Linked DNA regions of Homo sapiens: region 2 is linked to region 1. Evidence: read pairs that join two places in POLR2A ChIA-PET (ENCODE). Cell type or tissue: GM12878. All regions are shown on one strand. Links, peaks and the distances in the headings refer to the core of each region. The heading gives the core; the rest is flanking DNA. Region 1 overlaps SLC9A7 (solute carrier family 9 member A7). Region 2 overlaps SLC9A7 (solute carrier family 9 member A7).

Evidence for each region. Peaks named below come from ENCODE experiments on the same cell type or tissue, not always from the same donor. Only the 100,000 strongest peaks of a DNase experiment are listed, where the experiment ranks them.
Region 2: POLR2A ChIA-PET joins it to region 1 with 7 read pairs; 2 of 35 experiments call an interaction of 5 or more read pairs at or near these places.

What each region holds. Positions count from the first base shown.
Region 1 is chrX:46,635,879-46,641,265 of GRCh38, reverse strand. All of the region lies in intron 12 of SLC9A7 (solute carrier family 9 member A7), which reads left to right. Among named protein-coding and RNA genes, the nearest start is that of CHST7, 65 kb to the right of the region's middle. In GM12878, for the core only: no CTCF peak of the experiment used is centred there; DNase peaks (open chromatin) are centred at 3,155 and 4,915; H3K27ac peaks cover 333 bases.
Region 2 is chrX:46,740,193-46,745,579 of GRCh38, reverse strand. All of the region lies in intron 1 of SLC9A7 (solute carrier family 9 member A7), which reads left to right. Among named protein-coding and RNA genes, the nearest start is that of SLC9A7, 16 kb to the left of the region's middle. In GM12878, for the core only: no CTCF peak of the experiment used is centred there; no DNase peak of the experiment used is centred there.

The DNA of each region.
Region 1 (5,387 bases), core at 209-5,208:
CATGTATCAAGTTTGTTCTGTTTTATTGCAGAGTAGCATTCCAAGGTGGGCCTGCCACATTCCTCCTCTGGTCCCTGCTGCCTAATTAGTGGCTCCAGCCACTAATTTAACCATTTACCCCTCGAAGGACATTTGGATAGTTTCAAGTTTTAGGCTATTATAAATAAAGCCACTGTGAATATTCTTGTGTAGGTTTTTGCATGGGCATAAATTTTTACCTCTGCAAGATAGATGCCCAGGAGTGTGCCTTCTGTGTTGGATAGTAAACGTGTTTAGTTTTATAAGAAACTGCCAACTGTTTTCCAGAGTGGCTGTACCATTGTACATTCCCACCAGCAGTGTATGAGGGATCCAGTTTCTCAGCATCCCCCCCAGCATTTGGTATTGTCAGGGTATTTCATTTCAGCTGTTCCAATAGGTATGTGGGAATATCTCATTGTGGTCTTAATTTGCATTTCTCTCATAGATAATGATATTAAGCATGACTTCATGTGTTTATTTACCATTTATATGTCTTCTTTGGTGAAATATCTGTTCAAGTCTTTTGTCCATTTTTAAATTGGATTGTTTGTTTCTTTGTTGAGTTTTTAGAGTTCTTTATTCTAGACTGTAGTCTTTTGTCAGATACATGGTTTGCAAATATTTTTTCCCAGTGTGTAGCTTGTCTTTTAATCCTTTTAATAGGGTCTTTCATAGAGCAGAAGTTTTAATTTATAATTTATCATTTTTTTTCTTTTATGGGTCATGCATTTGGTATCATGTCTAAGGACTCCACCAAGCCTTAGGCCTGAAGATTTCTTCTGCGTTATCTTCTAAAAGCTTTTTAGTTTTACACTGTACATTTAAGTCTGTGATCCATTTTGAGTTAATTTTTATATAAGATGTGAGGTTTAGGTTGAGGTTTTATTTGCCAATGGCTATCCAGTTGTTCTAGCATAATATGTTAAAAAGACTATCCTACTCCATTGAATTAATTTTGCTCCTTTGTCAAAAATCAGTTGTCTCTATGCATGGGGGTGTCTTTCTGCACTGCTCTATTGGTTTATGTGTCTATCCTTCCAAGACCATACTGTCTTGATGACTATACTTACGCAGCAAACCTTAGCATCAGAGTGATTCCTCCCACTTTATTGTTATGGCTATTCTAGTTCCTTTCCATATAAATTTTGGAATAAATTTGTCTACATGTAAAAAAAATCTTGCTGGGTCTTTCATAGGAATTATGTTAAACCTTTACATTAATTTTTGGGGAGATTGACATCTTTATTATGTTGAATCTTCCAATCCATGAACATGATATATTTCTCCATTTATTTAGAACTTCTTTGATTTCTTTCATTCGATTTTTGCAGTTTTCAGCAACCAAGTCCTGTACATGTTTTGTTAGTACTTGTATCCTGTCACCTTACTGCTGAACTCACTTACTAGTTCTTTAGTTCTGAAAGTGTTTTGGTCCTTTTTTTTTTTTTTGGTAGATTCTTTTGAATTTTCTACATAGACCATATAGACCATCATGGTATTTGTAAATAGCCACAGTTTTTTTTTTTTCCTTCCTTTTCAACCAGTGTACCTTTTGTGTCCTTTTCTTGCCTTATTGCTCTGGTTAGGATTTTCACTACTATGTAGAATAAGAGTGGTATAAATGGACATCCTCATCTTGTTTCTGATCTTAAGAGGAAAGCATTTTCCAGGGACGGTGGCTCACATCTGTAATCCCAGCACTTTGGGAGGCTGAGGTGGGCGGATCACAAGGTCAGGAGTTCGAGACCAGCCTGACCAACATGGTGAAACCCTGTCTCTACTAAAAATACAAAAAATTAGCTTGGAGTGGTGGCAGGTGCCTGTAGTCCCAGCTACTTGGGAGGCTGAGGCGGGAGAATGGCGTGAACCCAGGAGGCAGAACTTGCAGTGAGCTGAGATCACGCCACTGCACTCCAGCCTGGGCGACAGAGCGAGACTCCATCTCAAAAAAAAAAAAAAAAAGAGGAAAGCATTCGGTCTTGCCTTATTAACTATAATATTAGCTATAGGGTTTTTGTAGATGTTCATCTTCAAGTTGAGGAAGTTCCTACCTATTGCTAGTTTTCTGAGAGTTTTTTTCATGAACAGGTATTGAATTTTATCAAATATTTTTTCTGTATCAATTGATATGATCATATGATTTTTCTTGTTTAGCCTATTAATATAGTGAATTACATTGATTACTTTTCAAATATTGAACCAGCCTTGTTTCTCTGAAATAAACCCCACTTGATGTGGTATATTATTCTTTTACATATTGCTGAATTATATGAGCAAACATTTTGTTAAGGATTTTTATGTCTGTATTCATGAGGGATATTGGTAGTAGTTTTTTTTTGTACTGCTTTTGTCTGTTTTTGGTATCAGAGTAATCTGGCCTCACAAAATGAGTTGGACATGTTCCTGACTCTTTTTTTTTCTGGAAGAGATTGTGTAGAATTGGTGTTAATTATTTTTCTTAAACTTTTGGTAGAATTCTCCAGTGAAACCATCTGGGCCTGGAGACTTCTTTTTTGGGAGTTTTTCAATTATGAAGCCAATTTCTTTATTAGTTATAGGGCTTTTCAGATGACCTATTTCATATTGGGTAAGTTGTGGTAATTTGTGAAATTGGTCAGTTTCATTTAAGTTGTCAAGTTTATGTTGTTTGTAGCATTCCCTTGTTATCCTTTTGATGTCTGTGGGGTCTATAGTGATATTCCATTTTTGATATATCTTCTCTGTTTTTGGTCGGTCTTGCTAGACATTTGCCAATTTTATTGATCTTTTCTAAAGAACCAGCTATTTATTTCATTGATTTTCTGTATTGTTTTTCTAATTTCATTTTAATTGATTTCTATCTTTATCAATTTCCTTCCTTCTGTCTGACTCTATCCAGACAGCATAATGCCATTACTGAAAAATATATATGTGTCAGCTCGTTGCATTTTTCCAGATGTGTATAAATAATGATTACATAAGTGTAGAAACTGACATTTACAGAGATTACATCAAAAGAAATTCCCTCTGAAATAAGGTAATAAAACAGATTAATTTTTCTGGCTTGTGGCTTGTGGTGTGATGGCCATGAATCATTTCTGTAACCCAGGTTCTTATTCTAAATTGATTCAGAAACCCCCTGAAATTCAGTTTGGCATTTTGACCCCTGTGACCTCGATATGATCAGCACTGACTCATTCTTTACTTCTCCAGGCTACTGATAGAGGCCCTGATGAGCTGTTAAGTAGCTGCCCAGAAGTCAGAAGCCCAGGGTGGTTCTTGGAGTTCACCATAAATAGGAGTTAGCTGTGTTTCTTACTATGGCTAATTTCAAGTCTGTGTATAAAATAAAAATGAATATAACTATAAATCCAAAGCCAGGTCACTGCTTTCCATAAATCCAATTTATCTTTTTACATTGGTGTTTTGTGATTGATATTTTAAAACATAATGGCAAAATGTGCAAATTGCTTTCTGTTGAAACATAATATTTTTCTCAGTCTCTTGAGTAAGAGTTGTTATTGACAAAGGACATAATTTTGGCAACTTAAAAAATGATGGTGGGATTATTTTGCCTGATGAGCCTGTGTGTGTCCTGACCACATTGTGACAGCATGGTGGCCGTCTTCTAGGAGCCGTCAGCTTCAAGTAACACACACGAAATGGTGGAGATAGTGGGTTGGGGGGGCGGTGGAACGACATACACCCAGGTGGCCAAATGAACTGTAACTTTCACATTCCAGGGTGTAGTAATATAATCCTTCAAGGACAAGTAAGAATGCTCTACTTGGCATAATCCTGTTAGACTGAGAATTTATAATAAAGCTCTTTGCAAGATAACATAAGGAATAAAGGCAGGGAGAAGCCCTGAGCTCTTTATGTAATAACATTTGCAACTGGATATTTTAAAAGAACTTAAATATGCCTCCTTGGAATCAAAGGCAGTATCCTATAAGAGGAAGAGCTGAGGCTCTGGAGACGAGCAGCTTGAGTTGGAATCTTGGCTCTACCATTTCTACCTTTGTGACCTTGGGCAACTTATTTCACCTGTATCCCTCAGTTTCCTCACTGATTAAATGGGGACAGTCATAGTGTGAGGATAAAATGTGGTAATAAATAATGCAATGAAAAATTCTCTCATCAATGTATCATCTGACACATAAGCACTTAGTATATTTTAGCTGTTATATTAATAGTATTAATCATAGCATTACAGCTGCTACTATTATTAATACTATTTCTCAAGAGACAATGAATCTTACATTAAGGAATCTGGCTTGTTTTTCTGGTGTTTGCTATAATTTTTCGATGTTGTAGTAATAGAGTCTGATTTAAGTCACATTCTGAACATGTAACTAATTAAAAGTACCACCTTAAGAAGCATCGTGTCCTCACTTGCATATGTCAGGGAATATTAATAACATGAGAATTTGGGCATTGTCTAGTGAAGTAGTTCTCAATCTTTTTTTCGTTATTGCCGCTGCTGAGGAGCCTTTAAAAACTTTTTCCTCAGTTACCTCCCCCAGTGAAATTTGAATATCACAGATCTGCTATGCATCTCTGTCTGTGCTGTGGCACTTTGGAGGGTTACAAACCATCATAATATCTGAGTGGTTTTTTTTTTTTAACCTACAAGAACCAATTTTTATACCCATGAGGGTGATACTGCCTCCATTGAGAAAACGTGGTTCAGTGCAGTGATTTTTCAACTGAGGGCAATTTTGCCGCCCAGGGGACATTTATTTGGCAGTATCTGGAGATGTTTTTAGTTGGCCACAACCAGAGGAAGGGGTCAAAACCTCAGCTTCTTGGTGGGTGGGGTTGCTACTAGTATCTTGTGGGTGAAAGCCGGAGACTCTGTTAAACATCTTACAGTGAGTGCACCATGCGGGTCACCACAACAGAGAATTATCTGACCCAAAATGTCAATGCTGCCGAGTTTACGAAACCCTGCTCCAACATGATGGTAAGATTCAAATGCACTCTAAGTAACCCAGAAATTATTAAGGAAGGTGAAGGTGGACCATGTCAATTCAAAAGGCTACAAGCTAAAGAGAATAGCAGAAGTTGGGTTGCCGACTTTCAGGTTGATCCTATGTACAACATGGTGTGCTTGTCTGGAAAAAAAGGCCATCTTTGTCTTCTTAAGTATTGTTGCTGTTTTTCAATAATATCATGCTTTTTGTTCTTTCTGTCAAATATGTGTAAAAATATGTGTAAACACTTTAAATATGTGTAACATATTTAAGCAACAATTTCTTTTTTCTATTTTTGGTATCTTTATAAACAAATGAATTTCTGAAAAAATTATGTAAATTTGTTTTCTATGAGGTGTATTTCATCCTCTGATTTTATTACATTATATTTTGAGGGGCTCATCCTCATTC
Region 2 (5,387 bases), core at 175-5,174, 100 kb before region 1:
GTGAGCCACTGCCTTTCATTCATTAAGCATATTTAAGACAGCTGATTTAAAGTTTTCATCTCATATATCCAGTGTCTCAGCCTCCTCAGGGATAGTTTCTATCAATTTTTTTCCTTTGAATGGCCCATACTTTTCCTCCCAGGTAGCTGCAGGGTGTTTTTGTTAGTTTGTTTGTTTGGCCTACCTTACAACATTTTTCAAGCAATGCTTGCTGCTTGTCCGCTATGAGTGGGCTCCAAGTTAGGCAAAATGGAGATGAGAACCTCAAGTCATTCCTTTGGGTAGTCTTCAGACAGGTTAGAACAAACACAAAAAATTGCAAACAAGCCCTGCTCTGCTCCATCTGGAACCAGGGACCAGGGGATATTGGCTGCTGTGTTCAAGACCACTGCTGAGCTGGTGAGGGGGTGGGACAAGGGCAAGCAAAATGCCACACAGCCTTCCTGCCATTTTAAAGTTGCCTTGTTCTTGAGTCATTGTTCACTTGGTTGCTGTAAACCTTTGACTCTCTTCTAGAATTCTGACAAAATTGGCTCTGACAGCTTCTGCTTGTTTTTCAATGTTTCTGTGGAGGAATGGGAGTTTGGAGCTGTCTACTCTGCTATTTTGCTACACAGCCTTCCTACCATTTTAAAGTTGTCTTGTTCTTGAGTCATTGTTCACTTGGTTGCTGTAAACCTTTGACTCTTTTCTAGAATTCTGACAAAATTGGCTCTGACAGCTTCTGGTTGTTCTTCAATGTTTCTGTGGAGGGATGGGACTTTGGAGCTGTCTACTCTGCTATTTTGCTAATGCTCTTTACCAAACACGGTATTTTTAAAAAATTAAGATTCTGTATATCTTCAGAGACACTGCAACCTTTGGGGAAGAACAGTGTTAAGCGCTATGTTTTGTTAAACTTAACATGTTACTGAGATAGTAAATGTCCCAGAGGTAGTCTTTCAAATTGTATCATAGGCTCTTATCACATATTTTCACTGAGAAGCTAGAGATCGAGAAACATCTAACTAGTGTGTAACTTCAGGTTCATAGTCAACAAATTTTCTCCTTTTACTTCTTCATATCTACCCCTAAAACTAATTTTAGGTAAAGACACATTTACTTCAAATTGTCTTGGGTTATTAAAAGGATTGATTCTCAGATTACTTTTGTTGAGTGTAGAATGAACGAGGTGTAGCAGACTCCAGTTACCTCCCAATATCCATTGTTCCTTTCATTGTTCCAGTAGAACCCTGTTCTAATTAGCTCAGCATATTGCTGTGCAATAAGAAAACTACATTTCCTGGCCTGTCTTGCAGCTGGGTGTAGTTATGTGATCAAGTTCTGGCCAAAGGTAGGAGGAGAAGTATGTGGGATTTATGCAAAGTATTCTTAAAGGAAAGGGGCGTGCCCCTCTTCTACCATGCCTTCTGTCTGCTTCCTGGAATGTGGATGTAATGGCTAGAGCTCCAGCAGCTGTATTTGGTCAAGAGGTAACCGTGGGAATGGAGAACACTTCTGGCAATACAATAAAATAGATGACGCTGTAGTCTCTGATAGCATAGAGCTGCCATGCCAGATTTGGACTGAATACTTATGTATTTCTTATAAGTAAGAGAGAAATGGGTTTTTGTTATTTGCTGCTGAACCTGAATGTAACTTTTACATCAGGCACTGAGTTGCACTTGGAACTTGGGTGTGACATACAGGGCTGTTTTGAGGACTTGGTGCAGATGTTCGTACCTATGATGAATGTGGCACTGCTTGGGATTCTAGGGGAGGCCAAAGAGTAGACAGTACAGGGCCAGAGAAAGGATTTGAGGAAAAGATTCAGATTTAAAGTGTTGCTTATATTTGGGAACTTTGGGGCATCTAACAACTACCCATGCATTTGATGATGTGCCAGAAAGACTCACAGGATCCAGAGACAGTTGTATTAAAGCCATGACTTATTACAGTGAAAACATACACAGCAAGATCAGCAGGAGAAAAAGACATAATGGGTGGAGCCTGAAAGAGTAAATGTGAGCTTCCTAAGTTCTCCCTTAGGAGGTTGGGGGTGGGGCTGCATAGAACAAACTTTTTCCACCTGCAATTAAATGTAGCGGCACATATGCAGTGTTTCTGTTTAGGGAAGCTTGCTTAAGACACAGGCTTTTCTGTATTGAGGGCTGATCAGGCGTTCTTATTGAAATTTCTGAGTTTCAGAAGGAAAGCAGGTGTTCACCATAAATCACATTTGCAAAAGCAATTTAGCCTGGCTGGTACAGCAGAATTCAGTGTTCCAGGCACACAAAACAACCTTATCAATTAGTAGCATAGGTAATATCTCACAGGCCAAGTTCCCAGGACCTATTGGAATATGAGGTCATGCAGGCATGCCCTCCTAGAGATAGCAACATCAGGCCTGTTATATTAACTTTTTCCTGCAGAGTAATATGTGGTGTCAACTGGCTGTTAGCTTTTTGTGTTCTTGAGGCTTCCTCAGTTTCATCCACACTCTTATTTTTTTCATCATTACCTTTTTAGGCTCATTAATTTTTTTTTTTTGAGATGGGGTCTCACTGTGTCACCCAGGCTGGAGTGCAGTAGCATGATCACAGCTCACTGCAGCCTCACACTCCTGGATTCAAGTGATCTCCTGCCTCAGCCTCCTGAGTAGTTGGGATTACAGGTGCATGCCACCACGCCCGGCTAATTTTTAAGAACTTTTTGTAGAGATAGGATCTCACTGTGTTGCTCAGGCTGGTCTTGAATGCCTGGGCTCAAGTGATCCTCCCACCTTGGCCTCCCAATGTGTTGGGATTATAGGCATGAGCCACAACACCTGGTCAGATTTATTAATTTAATTTTTAACATTATCACAAGTAAAATTGACTTTTTACTTTTGATATACAGTTTTATGAATTTTAACATATAGATAGATAGATATGTGTAACCACCACCACAACCAAGATGAAGACTTGTTCCAGTGTAAAAAACTCTCTTGTACTACCACATCACTTGGACAACCACTGATCTAGTCTCCATCACTGTAATTTTGTCTTTTCAAATATGTCATATAAATGGAATTGTACAGTATGTAACATTTTGGGACTAGCCTTTTCACTCTTCATAATGCCTTGGAGATTCACCCTTGTTGTTGCATGTATCTATAATTAGGTCTTTTTTTTTTTCTCTGTGGGATTCCATTTTATGAATGTATCACAGTTTATTTGCCAGTTGAAGAACACTAGGCTTGTTTCGAGTTTTTGATAATTATGAATAGGGCTGCTATAAACATTACTGTACAGGTTTTTGTATGAATGTAAGTTTTTATTTTTCTATGGTAAATACCCAGGAATGGGATTGCTGGGTCAGAGGGTAGGCATATGTTTAACTTTATAAGAAACCTGCCGAACTGTTTTCTAGGGCAACTGTACATTCCATCTAGCAACATGTAAGAGTTTAGTGCTCCACATTCTCTTTAGAACTCGGTATTGTTAGCATTTTTAATTTTAGCTATTCTAATAGATGAATAGCAGTATCTCATTGTGGTTTTAATTTATATTTCCCTAATGTTGAATATATTTTCATGTGCTTATTTGTCATTTATATATCCTTTTTGGTGAAATGACTGAGTCTTTTGCCCATTTTTAAATTGTACTGTTGTTTTTCTTTGGAGTTTCGAGTGTTCTTTATATACTTTGATGGAAGTACTTCATTAGATGTGTAATTTGCAAATATTCTCTCCTAGCTTTGGGGTTTTTTTTTTCTTTTCAGTATCTTAACCATATCTTTTGGAGAGCAAAACTTTTAAATTTCGATGCAGTCCAATTTATCAACTTTTATTTATCATGCTTTTGGTGTCATGTCCAAAACTATATAATCCCAGGTTGAGAAGATTTTCTCCTATGTTTTCTCCTAAATGTTTTATGGTTTTGCATTTTATATTTAGATCTATGATTTATTTTGAGTTAATGTTTGTAGAAGGTATGAGGTTTAGGTTGAGTTTTTTTATGTATAGATGTTCAATTGTTCCAATATTTTTGATGTTCTTTTGTTCCAAAAGATTGTTGTTGACAATCTTTTCTTCACTGAATTACTGTCACAACATTGTCAAAAATCAATTGTCCATATTTGTGTGGATCTATTTCCGGACTTTCTATTTTATTCCACTGATCTGTGTATCTAGCTCTTTGCCAATACCACACCATCTTTCTTACTGCAGTTTTATAGAAGGTCTTAAAATTGGGTAGTGTGAATCCTCCAACCTTACTCTTTCTCAAAATTGTTTTAGCTGTTCTAGTTCCTTTGCCTTTCCATATACATTTTAGAGTCAGGTTGTCTCTACCTGCGGAATGTCTTGCTGGTACTTTGATTGGAATTGTATTGAATCTGTTAGTCAATTTGAGGAGAATGGACATTATTACTGTATTGGATTTTCTGATCCATGATCATTATATTTCTCTGCTTAGGACTTCTTTATCTCAAAAATGTTTTATAGTTTCAATGTACAGGTCTTACATATATTTAATGGACTTATCCTTAAGTATTTCACATTTGTGATGGTATTACATTTGATATTATTTTCATAATTTCAATTTCCAGTTGTTCATTGCTAATATATAGAAATACAATTAATTTTTATGTATGAGTCTTGTATCCTGTAACCTCACTAAACTCACTTGTTCGTTTTAGTAGCTTTTTTTTTTTTTGCTTATTTCATACATAGACAATCATGTCATCTGTGAATAAGGACAGTTTTATTTCCTTCTTTGCAATCTGGATGACTTTGATTCCCTTTTTCTTGCCTAATTGCATTGGTTAGAACCTCTAGTACAGTGTTGAATTAGAAGTGGTAGGGCCATAGTGGACATCCCTATCCTGTTACTGATTTTTGGGGAAAGCAAAGTTTTTCACCATTAAAGCTAGCTGTAGGTTTTATTTGTTTGTGGCTATTGTAAGTGGGGTTGCCTTCTTGATTTCTTTTTCTGCTAGTTCATTATAATGTATACATATACATATACAATGTATATATTACAATATATGGTCGATATATAGAAATGCTACTGCTTTTTAATGCTGATTTTGTATCCTGCAAATAAATTGAATTTGTTTATATCTAAGAGTTTTTTGGTGGAATCTTTAGGTTTTTCTAAATATAAGATTATGTCATTTGCCAAGAGGGATAATTTGACTTTTTTTCCAATTTGGATGCCTTTTATTTATTTCTCTTTTCTGATTGCTCTGGTCAGGAATTTCAGTACAATGTTGAATAGGAATGGCGAAAGTGGGCATCCTTGTCTTGTTCCAGTTCTTAGAGGAAAGGCTTTCAGCTTTTCCCCATTCAGTATGATGTTAGTTGTGGGTTTGTCATATATGGCCTTTAGGGAAGCTTTAATTTTATAAACGTGTTTTGATCTTTC